2 separate regions of the Homo sapiens genome follow, and region 1 is linked to region 2. A link is a contact called in ENCODE Hi-C or POLR2A ChIA-PET data. All regions are on one chromosome and are shown on one strand. Each heading gives the region's core, a stretch centred on a gene start or an enhancer-like site at or near the end of the contact. The rest is flanking DNA. Distances are from core to core; before and after follow the strand shown.

Region 1 (6,379 bases), core at 255-2,754, 290 kb after region 2:
CCCTTATACTGCAGTATTATATGCTCCATGAGACTGTGGCACCTTCTGACATCGTGGGGGCAGGGGTTGTGCTGGGCAGCATTGCCATCATCACAGCCTGGAACCTCAGCTGTGAGAGGGAAGGGAAGGTGGAGGAGTGAGATAGAACTTGGGAGCCCGGGGGTTGGGAGGGACAGGGATAAATAGAGGCAAAGACTGAAGACAAACATGGGAGGAGAAGTGACTGGAAAAGAACTGGTGTGGGAGAGGGATACCTCTCAGAGTCAAGGGTGACTTGGGGACTTGGTGGAGAGGGACTACCTGGAAGACCTGGGGCCAGCCTGGGACCAAGGGATGTGGAGACCAGGCTGGGTCCTGGAATCAGGGCATAACTAAGGGGTAAAGTCTGAGGAGCAGATCCAAACGGCTGAGGCAGGGAGGCCGTGGGCCACGGGGAGGACTTCACTCAGCAGCAAAGAGAAGAGCATTGGGGCTGGAGTGTTCCGGCAAAGACAGAGCCAGCAGCTGCGGTGGGGGAGGGGAGCGTGCCTCCCCACCCCTCCCCTCACGGCAAAGGTTTCCTTTCCTCGTGCTTGTGCCCCCCCCTTGGGGTGGTGACGTGACATTGACATCAAACAAGGATTACTCTGAATGTGGCTTGCAGTGGTGTCGTCTCTGCTTTGGAGGGAGAGTGGAAAGTCCTACGACCGTTCTCATTGGAGAACCCCTTGGGATCCCCGCCCCCCATTTTATTCCTGAAATATTCTACAAAGTGGAGGATTTCCTAATGTTCAGATGCCTTGACCCCAAATCCCCCAGGACTTTCGTGGCCCGCCCCATGGCTAATCTGCTTTTCTCGGATTGTCGCGGTCCCGTGATCTCTCCCGGACAGTGGCCACCCTCCTTCCAGAGCAGGCCTCCCAGCTGAAGTCTCTTCGAGAGGCTCAGGCCATGGATCTAGGATCATGGCTCGGTACAGCGCGGCATTACAGGCCAGGAGATGCCCACCCGTCTCCGGGGGCCGTTTGACAAACATCGGCTACTTCCGGACAAGCCACTGGTCCTGCCATCTTGGTTTGTTCATGCATATTCAGCAAGAGAACTGCATATTCATGAGCAACCGCCCTTCCCCGGGAGGACCCGCCCCGCCCCGCCGCCATTACCGATTCGCAGAGCAGACCATTTTCCAGCTGGGGGGGGCTACGAATGAGAGGCTTTTGCTGAAGATGAAACCGTTGTCCAAACTAGAATGAAAGCGGCCCAATTTTACCCTCGAGTCTTCAAACCTTAAGCCTCAGTGCAAAAGGGAGCAGCGAGGAGAGGCGGTGGGATTAAAGAAAAAAATTCTTCTCTCCCTGTCACTTCAAAAGGTCGCCCAACCAGCGAGCGGGGGGTTTACCCACGACTCTGGCTCGCACCCCTTGCGGGCCTGCGCAGGCGGCCCCGTAGCGCAAGGGAGGGCGGGAAAGGAAGGGGCGGGGACGCGAGGGCGAATCTATAAGAAGCGTCGTTCAGCGAGTTCGCTGCTCAGAAGCGCCGAGAGCGCGGCCGGGACGGTTGGAGAAGAAGGCGGCTCCCGGAAGGGGGAGAGACAAACTGCCGTAACCTCTGCCGTTCAGGAACCCGGTTACTTATTTATTCGTTACCCTTTTTCTTCTTCCTCCCCCAAAAACCTTTTCCTTTTCCCTTCTTTTTTTTTCCTTTTTGGGAGCTGAAAAATTTCCGGTAAGGGAAAGAAGGGCTCCTTTCGCTCCTTATTTCCCCGCCTCCTTCCCTCCCCCACCTTCCCCTCCTCCGGCTTTTTCCTCCCAACTCGGGGAGGTCCTTCCCGGTGGCCGCCCTGACGAGGTCTGAGCACCTAGGCGGAGGCGGCGCAGGCTTTTTGTAGTGAGGTTTGCGCCTGCGCAGCGCGCCTGCCTCCGCCATGCACGGGGGTGGCCCCCCCTCGGGGGACAGCGCATGCCCGCTGCGCACCATCAAGAGAGTCCAGTTCGGAGTCCTGAGTCCGGATGAACTGGTAAGCGGCTCTGTCCTCCCCTTCCCCCCTCCTCCCCTGGCGGGCGGGGCCGGACGGGGGCTGCGGAAACTTGGCGCTTTCTCGCTGCTTATGGGTGACGGGCCAGGAGCATGGCTCAGCAGCGCCAAGGCCGTGTAGGCGCCAGTCTCGGGCCTCCCAGAGTTATATTTTGCAAAGAGTTGAGCAGGCGTAGCGCTTTGTCCGAGATGGGGGGCTGGCTGGAGGGTGAGAAGGAGGGAGAGAAGGATGACTGATTTCACACTCCAGAGTTACCGACGTTAAAGGCGATCCGACGAATCCTAGGGAGTCTTTACAAGTTTGGTTAAGAAGCCAAACCCGGGTAGCTTCCTCCTCTTCTGTAATACAAATGTTAACTGAGCACCTGCTCTGTTGAAGACACAGGAGACTCGGGTTACAGAGGTGAACACGACAGACCAGGACCCTACCTTCAAGAGCACTGTCTGTGGGAAAGGGCAAGCAGTAAACATGAATACAATGAATGAATGAGATAATTCAGTTAATGGCATTTGTCTCGAATAGAGTGAAAAGGGGTAATCCCATGGAGAGTCACTGAGCTGGGGCTACTTTATTTTTTTATTTTTATTTTATTTTATTTTTTGAGACGGAGTCTTGCTCTGTCGCCCAGGCTGGAGTGCAATGGCACGATCTCGGCTCACTGCAATCTCCGCCTCCCGGGTTCAAGCGATTCTCCTGCCTTAGCCTCCTGAGTAGCTGGGATTACAGGCATGCGCCACCATGCCCCGCTAATTTTTGTATTTTTAGTAGAGGAGGGGTTTTGCCATGTTGGCCAGGCTGGTCTCGAACGCCTGCCCTGAGGTGATTCTCCCCCGTCTTTTTTTTTTTTTTTTTTTTTTTGAGACGGAGTTTCGCTCTTATTCCCCAGGCCAGAGTGCAATGGCTGAACTCCTGACTTCAGGTGATCCACCCGCCTCGGCCTCTCAAAGTGCTGGGATTACAGGCGTGAGCTACCGCGCCCGTCGAGGTGGGGCTACTTTAGATGGGATGGCGTCAGGGTCTGGGAAGGCCTATCTTAGAAGACATTACCCAAATGATGAGAGGCAGCCAGTCGTCGAAGCCATAGTTTGGATGGCGAGAGCTTTTCCGGCAGAGGAAATAGCAAGTGCAAAGGGCCTGAGGGAGAAATGAACTTGGGCTTGTCCTACAGGGTGAAAGGCGGCCGGTGTGGCTGAGGTTTAGTGGATGAGAGAAGAGTGTTACAGAAATAGGCTGGAGAAGCATGGGATATTGTATATTATGGTAAGGAGTCAGGACTTAATTCCATTTTCAGTAGGTAGTCGTTGACAATTATAAACAGAGTGACAGCACATTTGAAAAAACTACTGCTGTAGTTGCTCTATGAAGAACTGATGCGAGAGGAGGAGAGACCAGAGAGAGGAGGGCAGCCCTAGGGGAGAGCTATTGGTGACTTGGACTTTTTCCCTTGTGGCGCTAAGTAGAGGAGCCCACTGGCTGGAAAGAATGGAGTTAAGTGGCTGTTTGTGGATAGAGACCATTTTTGCTGGGAGAAAGTTCAGCTATGTCAGGAGTCAGAACGTCCTGACCTCACACCATACCACAGAATCAGTTCCAGATGAAGTTAAGACTTAAACCTAAAAAAACCCATAAAGCACTAGAAAAAAAATAGAAGGCTTTTGCAGGGCTGATACCAGAGACAGAAGTCCTTAATAGTAGTGAATTAATTATAGGCAAATTTTATGGAGTGCCTAAAATGAGCTAAACGTTATATATAAGGAAGACCAAGGCAGATTTCACTACATAAAAATAAGAGCCACTTCTGTTTATAGAGGCACTGTGGCAAAGCTGAAAAACAGATCAGGAAACAGTATTTGCAATTACGCAGACAAGGTTAAATTTATTGATGTACAAGGAACACAAATCAGTAAGGAAAGTACCTATCTACTAGAAAAATGGGTAAAGGAGATGAATAGGCAGTTCACAGAAATAGTGCAAATGGCCAACAAAGAGTAGACTTTCTAATAAAAAAAATCCAGATTAAAATAAAATTTTTTCTCATCTGATTTTTTTTCCCTGCTGGCAAAAATACTGGGAAATAGACGTGCTTATACATTGTTGGTAGAAAGATAGATTGGTATAACCTTTTTGGAGGATGGTCTGACAATTTTTTTTTTTTCGAGATGGAATCTCACTCTTGTTGCCCAGACTGGAGTGCAGTGGCACGATCTTGGCACACTGCAACCTCCACCTCTCGGGTTCAAGCGATTCTCCTGCCTTAGCCTCCCAAGTAGCTGGGATTACAGGCGTGTGCCACGATGCCTGGCTATTTTTGTATTTTAGTAGAGATGGGGTTTTGCCGTGTTGCCCAGGCTGGTCTTGAACTCCTGACCTCAGAGGACCCGCCCGCCTTGGCCTCCCAAAGTGCTGGGATTACAGGCATGAGCCACCATGCCCGGCCTCTGGTCTAACAATTTTATCAACCTTTTAATATGTAAATCATTTGATCAAGCATTACCACTTATAAAAATTCATCCTTAGGTTAAAAAAGCTTAATTATCCCCTCAATGATGCCCCTTTCCCAGTCTTGCATGGTTCATTAAATAGTTTCTCCATTCATCCATTTGCTCAGGCCAAAAATCTAAAAGCCATCTTTGATTCTCTTTCTCACAATCTCCACTTAGTCCATCTGCCAGAGTGTCAGTCCTACCTTTCAAAATATGCCTGGAATCCAGCCATTTATGACCATCTCCACCACCATGTCCCACCATATCCCACCCTACTGTCATCTTTCCTGTGGGGTGCTATAGAGCCCTAATTGGTCTTCCTACAGTTTGTAAGAACAGCTAGAACAGGCTAGAGAGATCTCTTCATCCCTTCCCTTCATAGAATCCTTTCCAGAGGTTTCAGGACTCCTTACTCTGACCTATAAAGTGCTGTTTTATCTGGCTCCTGCTTGCTTCTCCATCTCATTACTAGTCTCCTCTTTGCTTTTCTTGAACCACGCTGACTGCTTGCTCCTCTAACACTGCAAGCTTATTCCCACCTCAAGGACTTTATTATTCACTATTCCTCCTGCTTGGAACAACGTTGCTCAGACCTCTGCTCTGCATGCCTGTTCCTTTATGTCTGTATGTTCTGTGTTGAAATGGCATATCTTTTTTTTTTTTTGGACACGGGGTATCCCTCTGTCCCCCAGGCTGGAGTGCAGTGGCTCGATCCCAGCTCACTGCAGCCTCTTGGGCTCAAAAGATGCTCCCTGGCCAGGCTCAATCACGTCTGTAATCCCAGCACTTTGGGAGGCCAAGGTGGGCAGATAACGAGGTCAGGAGTTTGAGACCAGCCTGGCCAAAATAGTGAAACTCTGTCTTTACTAAAAATACAAAAATTAGCTAGGTGTGGTGGCACGCCTCTGTAGTCCCAGCTACTAGGGAAGCTGAGGTAGGAGAATCAGTTTAACCTGGGAGGTCGAGGTTGCATTGAGCTGATACTGTGCCATTGCACTCCAGCCTGCGTGACGGAGTGAGACTGTCTCAAAAAAAAAAAAAAAAAGGCCAGGCGCGGTGGCTCACACCTGTAGTCCCAGCACTTTGGGAGGCTGAGGCGGGCGGATCACGAGGTCAGGAGATCGAGACCGTCCTGGCTAACACGGTGAAACCCCGTCTCCCCTAAAAATACAAAAAATTAGCAGGGCGTGGTGGCAGGTGCCTGTAGTCCCAGCTACCTGGGAGGCTGAGGCCGGAGAATGGCGTGAACCCGGGAGGTGGAGCTTGCAGTGAGCCGAGATTGCGCTCCTGCATTCCAGCCTGGGCAACAGAGCGAGACTCCGTCTCAAAAAAAAAAAAAAAATGCTCCCACCTCAGACAGACCCCCAACCCCCACCTCAGTAGCTGGGACAACAGGCTCATACCACCATGCCTAATTTTTAAATTTGTTGTAGAGATGGGTTCTCACTATGTTACCTAGGCTGGTGAACTGGGCTCAAGCGATCCCCCTCCTCTGCCTCCCAAAGTGCTGGGATTCCAGGCATGAGCCACTGCGCCTGGCCGATGTCATATCTTTAGGAGCGCTTCCCTGACCACTCTGTTTAAATAGCATCCCCCGCCCTTCCCTTGTTTTCTCTGATCATTCTCTGCTATATTTTCCTTCACAGCCTGTCACTCCAGAAAGGATTAGTTTTTCTGTTTCTTGCTTCCTTGCTAGAGAATGAATTTCATGAGGGACTTTGTCTGTGTTATTCATGTTCCCTTAGTATCTCAGGTAGTGCCTGGCACATGATAGACATGTAATAAAAATTAGTTGAATAAACAAGTGAATGAAATAATTGGGCAAATATGCATAGATAATGTAGAAGGACTTTTATTGCAACATTGTTTGAAAGTGACAATT
Region 2 (6,451 bases), core at 3,874-6,373:
CAGCAGCTTCTACACCACTCTGAAAAATCCACGGGAAGTCCTGTGTGCCACGCCTCTCTGACTTCTCTGACACACCTATTTCTCTCTGTCCCCCACCCTACTCCACTCCAGTGGCCTCCTTCTGTCCTCCAACCTTTCAAATTTATTCCTTCCAGACTGTTCGTCTCCCTACTTGGCACACTCTCACCACCCCAGTCTTTGTTGTCCTTCAGGCCTCCACCCAAATGATGCTGCAAGGGGCCTCCCTGACCGCCCGGTCTAAACCAGCAAGGGCCATCACTCTCTTTCATAGTAGCACCCATCATTGTCTAAACACTCTGTGTTCACTTACTCCCTATAGTCTGTCATCTCCACTGGATGCACCCAAAGTTCCCTAAGGACAGGGATGTTGCCTTCCCAGCATCTAGAACACTGCCTGGTTCCAAGGAACATCCAAGGAAGTATTTACTGAAAGAAGTAAAAAGTGTGGGGAGAAGAGGAACCAGGATTTGAACCTATGTTGTTTGGGAGCCCAGGGCTCCAATGCATTAATTACATTGCCTTCTCAAGCGGCCAGGCCATGGCCTTGGAAGAATACAGCCCCAGCGGCAACCGTGCTTCCCCTGAGGAATAATGCCTGGAGGGAAACAGGAAGGAAACTTTTTAAAAACAGTATGTATTTCTATATTTATTTGAATTGTTGTCAGGTACGTGTACTGATTATAATTTACAAAATAATGCATGCAGGCCAGGCGCGGTGGCTCATGCCTGTAATCCTAGCACTTTGGGAGGCCGAGGGGGGGGGGGGTGGATCACCCGAGGTCAGGAGTTCGAGACCAGCCTGATCAATATGGTGAAATCCCCATCTCTACTAAATACAAAAAATTAGCTGGGCGTGGTGGCATGCACCTGTAATCCCAGCTACTCGGGAGGCTGAGGCAGGAGAATAGCTTGAATCCGGAAGGCAGAGGTTGCAGTGAGCAGAGATCGCACCACTGCACTCCAGCCTGGGCAACAAGAGCGAAACTCTGTCTCCAATAATAATAATAATAATAATAATAATAATACATGCAAAATTATGTGATTCTACCCCATCCAGGTCAAATATGTGATTCTGCCCCTTCTAGTTTAACACGCAGACGCATTACCTGCACACACCTTCCTCAGCTCCTAGATTTCTCCCTTCAGCTCACGATAGAGAACGTTATCACAGCCTCAAGCCATCTGCTATTACACAGAACCAAGCTAAGAGAAGGATTATTTGAAAAACATCAGGGCCAGGTGCAGTGGCTCACGCCTGTAATCCCAGCACTTTGGGAGGCCAAGGCGGGCAGATCACCTGAGGTCAAGAGTTTGAGACCAGCTTGGCTAACATGGTGAAACCCCGTTTCTACTAAAAATATTAAAAAATAGCTGTGTGTTATGGCACGCATCTGTAATCCCAGCTACTTGGGAAGCTGAGGCAGGAGAATCACTTGAACCCTGGAGTTGGAGGTTGCAGTGAGCCGAGATCGCGCCATTGCACTCCAGCTTGGGCAACAAAAGTGAAACTCGACCTCAAAAAAAAAAAAAAAAAAATCCTCTGAAGCAGTGCTTCTCCACCCAGTGAGACATCAAAATCACCCGGGAGCTTTCCAGAAATGCAGACCCCTGGTCCCTATCCCCAGGATCCTGATGGACTCGGTCCTGCATAGAAAATCCTGCAGGGCAATACGTGGCTACTGGTTGAAGTGACACCCCTTCAGCAATCTCTGCCTCTATTCTTGGACTACTTTAGGCTTGGACGGCCATGCCATCCACAGAATCACTACCCCTGGGTTGGTCTTTTGCATGAAACTCTCAACTTTAGTCAGGAGTGGCTACAAAAAATGCCCTTTTGCACTGTTTGGGATTTAACCACCATAACTCTTAGGGCCCTCTGCCTCAGCCTTACCCACTGGAGCACCTGAGAATCAGAGAAAGGAATAGTACCCCAGCAGGTGCCCCCAAAGGTTCATCTGTGCCAAACACATGAAGAAGGCAGAAGGCTGAGAGTCACCATTCTACATAGCAGGATCTCAGGAGCTTCAGTTAGGACTTAGGGCCAGGAAAATATGACTCCCTAAAAGAACTAAAATTATTTCTCCCTTATAATAAAGAAGTAGGTAATTGACAATTTCCTTTTTTGCCATGGCTATCAGGAAGCTCAGAGATCACATTTACCCTCACAGTTCATATACATTTCTCCAGTTTTCATCTTTGGCATTTAGATTCTTATTTTCCTACCCTCATTATTTACAAAGCTGCCTCAGATCTTTCCCATAGAGATAGGACATAAAGGCTGGGCGTAGTGGCTCATGCCTGTAATCTTAACACTGTGGGAGGCCAAGCTGGGCGGATCACCTGAGGTCAGGAGTTCGAGACCAGCCTGGCCAACAAAGCAAAACCCCATCTCTACTAAAAATACAAAAATTAGCCAGGAGTGGTGGCAGGCGCCTGTAATCCCAGCTATTCGAGAGGCTGAGGCAGGAGAACCGTGTGAACCCAGCAGGCAGAGGTTGCAGTGAGCCAAGATCGCACCACAGCACTCCAGCCTGAGCGAAAGAGCGAAACTCTGTCTCAAAAAAAAAAAAAAAAGGGTGGGGGGGGCGCATAAAGAAACCTAGCGTATATTCACACAGCAGTTCTTATCAGCAGAACTCTGTAAAGATCATTTCCAGGCCAGGCGCGGTGGCTCACGCCTGTAATCCCAGCACTTTGGGAGGCTGAGGCGGGTGGATAACAAGGTCAGGAGTTCAAGACCAGCCTGACCAACATGGTGAAACCCCATCTCTACTAAAAATACAAAATTAGCCAGGCATGGTGGCAGTAATCTGTAATCCCAGCTACTCAGGGGGCTGAGGCAGGAGAATCACTTGAACCAGGGTGGCAGAGATCACAGTGAGCCGAGATCGAGCCACTGCACTCCAGCCTGTGCGACAGAGCAAGACTCTGTCTCAAAAAAAAAAACAAAAAAACAAAAAAAATCATTTCCAGATCCTAGCTCTGTCCACAACTCCATGAACATGAATGAACGAAGTTTCCTCTCTATTTTCCTTTAAGGACTGTTGTGCTTCCCAACAGGACTGAGACAGCCCGGCAGGGATCAGAGCTGGACTAAGTCTGCAGGGCCCCAGACAAGTTCCAGCCTCCCCTTTCTGGCCTGTCATGACTTTGGACAGAGCTCCAGACCTTCCCAGGCTCAGTCTTCACCAACTCGGGTTCCTTGATTTGCCAGTTACCTCCCTGGCCCATTTTCCAGGCCACTAACCTCTCTGGCTTGGAGTGAAGAAGGATCTGACTCTGCTGCGCCCATCTCCCTCCACACCCAGGTCCCAAATAACCAGGCCACACACCAAGTTTCAAGTATCTGTCTCTTCCTTTCACTCTCTCAAAAGAAAAAAATAAATAAATTGCAGAAGGCGGCAGCATTTCCAGTCTTCCCTGGCTCCCGGACACCCGACCCCCGACCCCTGCCCCCCACCCTCCCTCCCGCATTTCCCACTCCCTAGACCCATCCCTCCCTTTTCCCCAAAAAAATTCCCAGGAAAAAAAAAAAAAAAAGCCACATTTAGACCTTCCACTCATGCAAACCGGCAAAGAAAAATGGTGGGGGCATGTGGAAGGCAGGGGCCCGCTGCGGAGTCCCCTGCTTCTCCCCCCAAAAAACCACCTTTGAGAAGAAAAAAAGTGGAAAAAATAAATGAGAAATCAAGGAACATGGGGAATTACGATGAGGGCAGGGGTGACCCCAGACCCTGCCTTAGGAGAGAGCGGAGGCCTGTGGCCCTGCATCCCTGCAGCGGGTGCTCCTCGAGGGGGCCCTGACTTCTGGAATGTGTGTGGGAGAGGATGGGGGAGGGCAGGTGGCCCCCGGTGGGTCTGTGTGTGCATTGGGGGCAGGTGGGGGCGGGGATCCTAAGGAGCAAGGGCTCGGAACAAGGAGCCCAGCTCCCCCCCAGACCCCAGGTTCCTGGCGTTCAGGAGCCCAGTTCTGGGGTGCGGGGATACATGCAGAGGAGTGTCCCCCCTCCAACAGGCTGGATCCAGTTAGAAAGGAAATAAATAAGAAGGGGTGGGAGGGAGGCCGGGGGGAGCCAAGGGCTTGGGCAATTCAGTCCAGACCAAGGGCCCAGGTGATGGAGGCAGGGCGAGTCCAGGCCAAGCCAGGGCAGGAATCAGAGTCTCTCTCGGGCTGGAACCCAGATGTAGGGGCCTGAGAGGTCCTCGATGACACGCTTCACCTTGTGGTAGATCTCCTCAAAGCTGTCACCCTCCACGATGGCTGGGAGTGGGGTGGAGCAGGGAGTGAGGCCAAGGAAGGGCCAGAGGACACCTGGCCAAGGGGGTTGCACCAGCCCAGAGGAAGGGGCACCTCTTTCCAACTCTCCAAGCCATAAGTCCTGGGGCTGCACCCGCCCACAGGGGCACCTCTTTTTTTTTTTTTTTTTTTTTTTTGAGATTGAGTTTTGCTCTTAGCGCCAGGCTGGAGTGCAGTGGTGCGATCTCGGCTCACTGCAACCTCTGCCTCCCAGGTTCAAGCGATTCTCCTGCCTCGGCCTACCGAGTAGCTGGGATTACAGGTGCCCGCCAGTGCTGGGATTACAGGCGTGAGCCACCATGCCGCGCCCACAGGGGCACCTCTTTCTAAGCCATCCACTGGGGGTGGCGGGGGAGCTCTTTCTAATCCGAGCAAGGGCACCCTACATGCTGGCAACAGCCTTGCTGTGGCCTCACCTGAGAAGCACTCTGTGAACTCCTGCTCCAGCTTGGTGGCTCTGTCGAAGGCTTTGCGGGCTTGCTCCTCTGTGATCCGCTTGTTAATCTCTCTGTGAAGAGGGAGGGAGAGCAGGCCTGAGACTGGACCCACCTGACCCTGCCTTTTATCTCCTCTATCCAGGAATGTTAAGTATTCTTCTATTTGGAGCACATAGCAAAAAAAAAAATACAATTCCCAATATCCTCTGGGGCCACAGATGAGAACCACCCCCCACCCCCCTGCCACCCGCAACCGCCCCAGCCAGGTGTGGCTACTCCAGGGACATCTACGGAGCTTCATCCTTCCAGCCTTCAGCCCCAGAGATGGGATTCGGACTCCAATTCCCAACAGCCCTAGAGGCCCTGACTCGCCCCAGCTGGTATGCCCCAGGGGCTGCTGGGAAATGTAGTCCTGTCTAGCCAAGGCAGGAGAGGAGGGGAAAGACCCGATTCCCCCACATCCTCTGGGTTCCAGGGATCCCCCTCAGGGGCTGCTGAAACCGCTGTCCAGGGTTCTGAAGGGAGAGTTGAACGCAGACGCCTTGTGAGGCCCAGGGCCACAGGTGTTGGGGGAGCAAAGGGGAGGCCCCCAGGACCATACTCACAGCACATTCTCCAGGGAGCGGGGGCGGATGAAGATGGCGATGGGGTGCAGGTGGGCCGCCTGCAGCCGCCGCACGGCATTGGCCGAGACATCGAGGATGCAGTGCTTCCCCTGGGGGCAGGCAGGGTGGGCGGAGGGGGGCCAGCGGGTGGCGAGAAAGGACAGAGAGCAGTGCCGGAGGGACACGGACGGGGAGAGGTGGGGAATGGGAAGTTGGCCGAAGGGGAGTGACATGGATGTCAAGAAACACGGGGGCAGAGAGTCAGGCAGGAAGCGGGTATGGACAGAGTAAAAGACAGAGGGAAAGGAAAGGGAAGATGGAGAGCACGGGAGAGGGCAGGGACAGGACAGAATGGAGGAAGGGAGGAGCACCAGGCAGGCAGGGACCCAAGAGATGGTGGCAGAGCCGGGGCAGCAGCGAGTGGGGCGGGGTGTGCAAGGCAGAGGTGACACAGGCGGGAAGGAAAGCCAAGAAAAAGGAGAAAGGAAGTAGGATAGAGGGAGGAGGGAGGGGAGGACGGACAGAGGACAGACAGATGGAAGGAACAAGGAGACAGATGGGAGGGAGTGAGGCAGATGGAGAAAGGAACCGTGGAGGGAGGGAGGGAGGGCAGGGTGAGGAGCAGCGGGGAAAGGAAAGGAGTTAGCAGAGGAGTGGGAGAGGGGAGCCGGGCCCCAGAAAAGGGTGAGGCAGGGGAGAGGGCCAGCGGGGAGTCAGGAAAAAGGGAGGGACCCAGTGGGGAAGGCCAAGCCACCAAAGACAAGGCCATGGGAAGAGAGGAGAAATGGGGCAAGGAGAAGGGAGTGGGGAGAGAAAGAGGCCAGATGGTGGTGGGGAATTTGGGGTCAGGAAGTGAGGGAGGTGGGAGAGAGAGCAGGGGCAGAGAGCAGGCAGTCAGACAGAGTTGCCCAAGAGGAGAAGGAGGTGGAGGAGCGGAGTGGAGACCCAGCAGGGAAAGAGACAGAGAGAGAGAGAGTTAGAGAAAGCTGGAGGGAGGCAGTGGGGTGGGGAGAGGGGAGAAGGAAGAGGACCGGGTGCCCGCCAGGTCCTACCTGCTCTGCCACCTCTCGCACGGACTGGACGCTGGTCCC

Evidence for each region. Hi-C counts contacts between places; a loop is a spot of excess contacts on that map. ChIA-PET counts read pairs that join two places held with the same protein, here RNA polymerase II (POLR2A). Pooled maps may share reads with other maps.
Region 1: a pooled map shows a loop between it and region 2 (3-fold over the local background). The contact joins the promoter of POLR2A here to the enhancer-like site in region 2. A Hi-C loop is called at or near these places in 3 of 168 maps with a recorded cell type or tissue (B cell and CD8-positive, alpha-beta T cell), 1 of 37 single-sample maps with no recorded cell type and 9 of 50 pooled maps. POLR2A ChIA-PET finds 5 or more read pairs at or near these places in 1 of 52 experiments (MCF 10A).

Annotation. Positions count from the first base shown.
Region 1 is chr17:7,482,862-7,489,240 of GRCh38, forward strand. It overlaps POLR2A (RNA polymerase II subunit A), which reads left to right and starts at 1,505. Exons shown (of 30, transcript NM_000937.5): 1 at 1,505-1,996. The coding sequence starts at 1,904. It overlaps SLC35G6 (solute carrier family 35 member G6), which reads left to right. Exons shown (of 2, transcript NM_001102614.2): 2 at 1-635. The coding sequence ends at 140. It also overlaps a transcript of ZBTB4 not described here. RefSeq lists enhancers at 444-713, 717-1,711, 804-853, 944-1,013, 1,712-2,705 and a silencer at 1,824-2,143.
Region 2 is chr17:7,186,533-7,192,983 of GRCh38, forward strand. It overlaps DLG4 (discs large MAGUK scaffold protein 4), which reads right to left. Exons shown (of 20, transcript NM_001321075.3): 17 at 6,413-6,451; 18 at 5,361-5,470; 19 at 4,735-4,826; 20 at 655-4,282. The coding sequence ends at 4,176. Among named protein-coding and RNA genes, the nearest start is that of ASGR1, 10 kb to the left of the region's middle. RefSeq lists a silencer at 120-289. Within about 2 kb of position 5,124, at least 2 of the 41 ENCODE cell types and tissues checked have a DNase peak (open chromatin) inside an H3K27ac peak, as active enhancers do.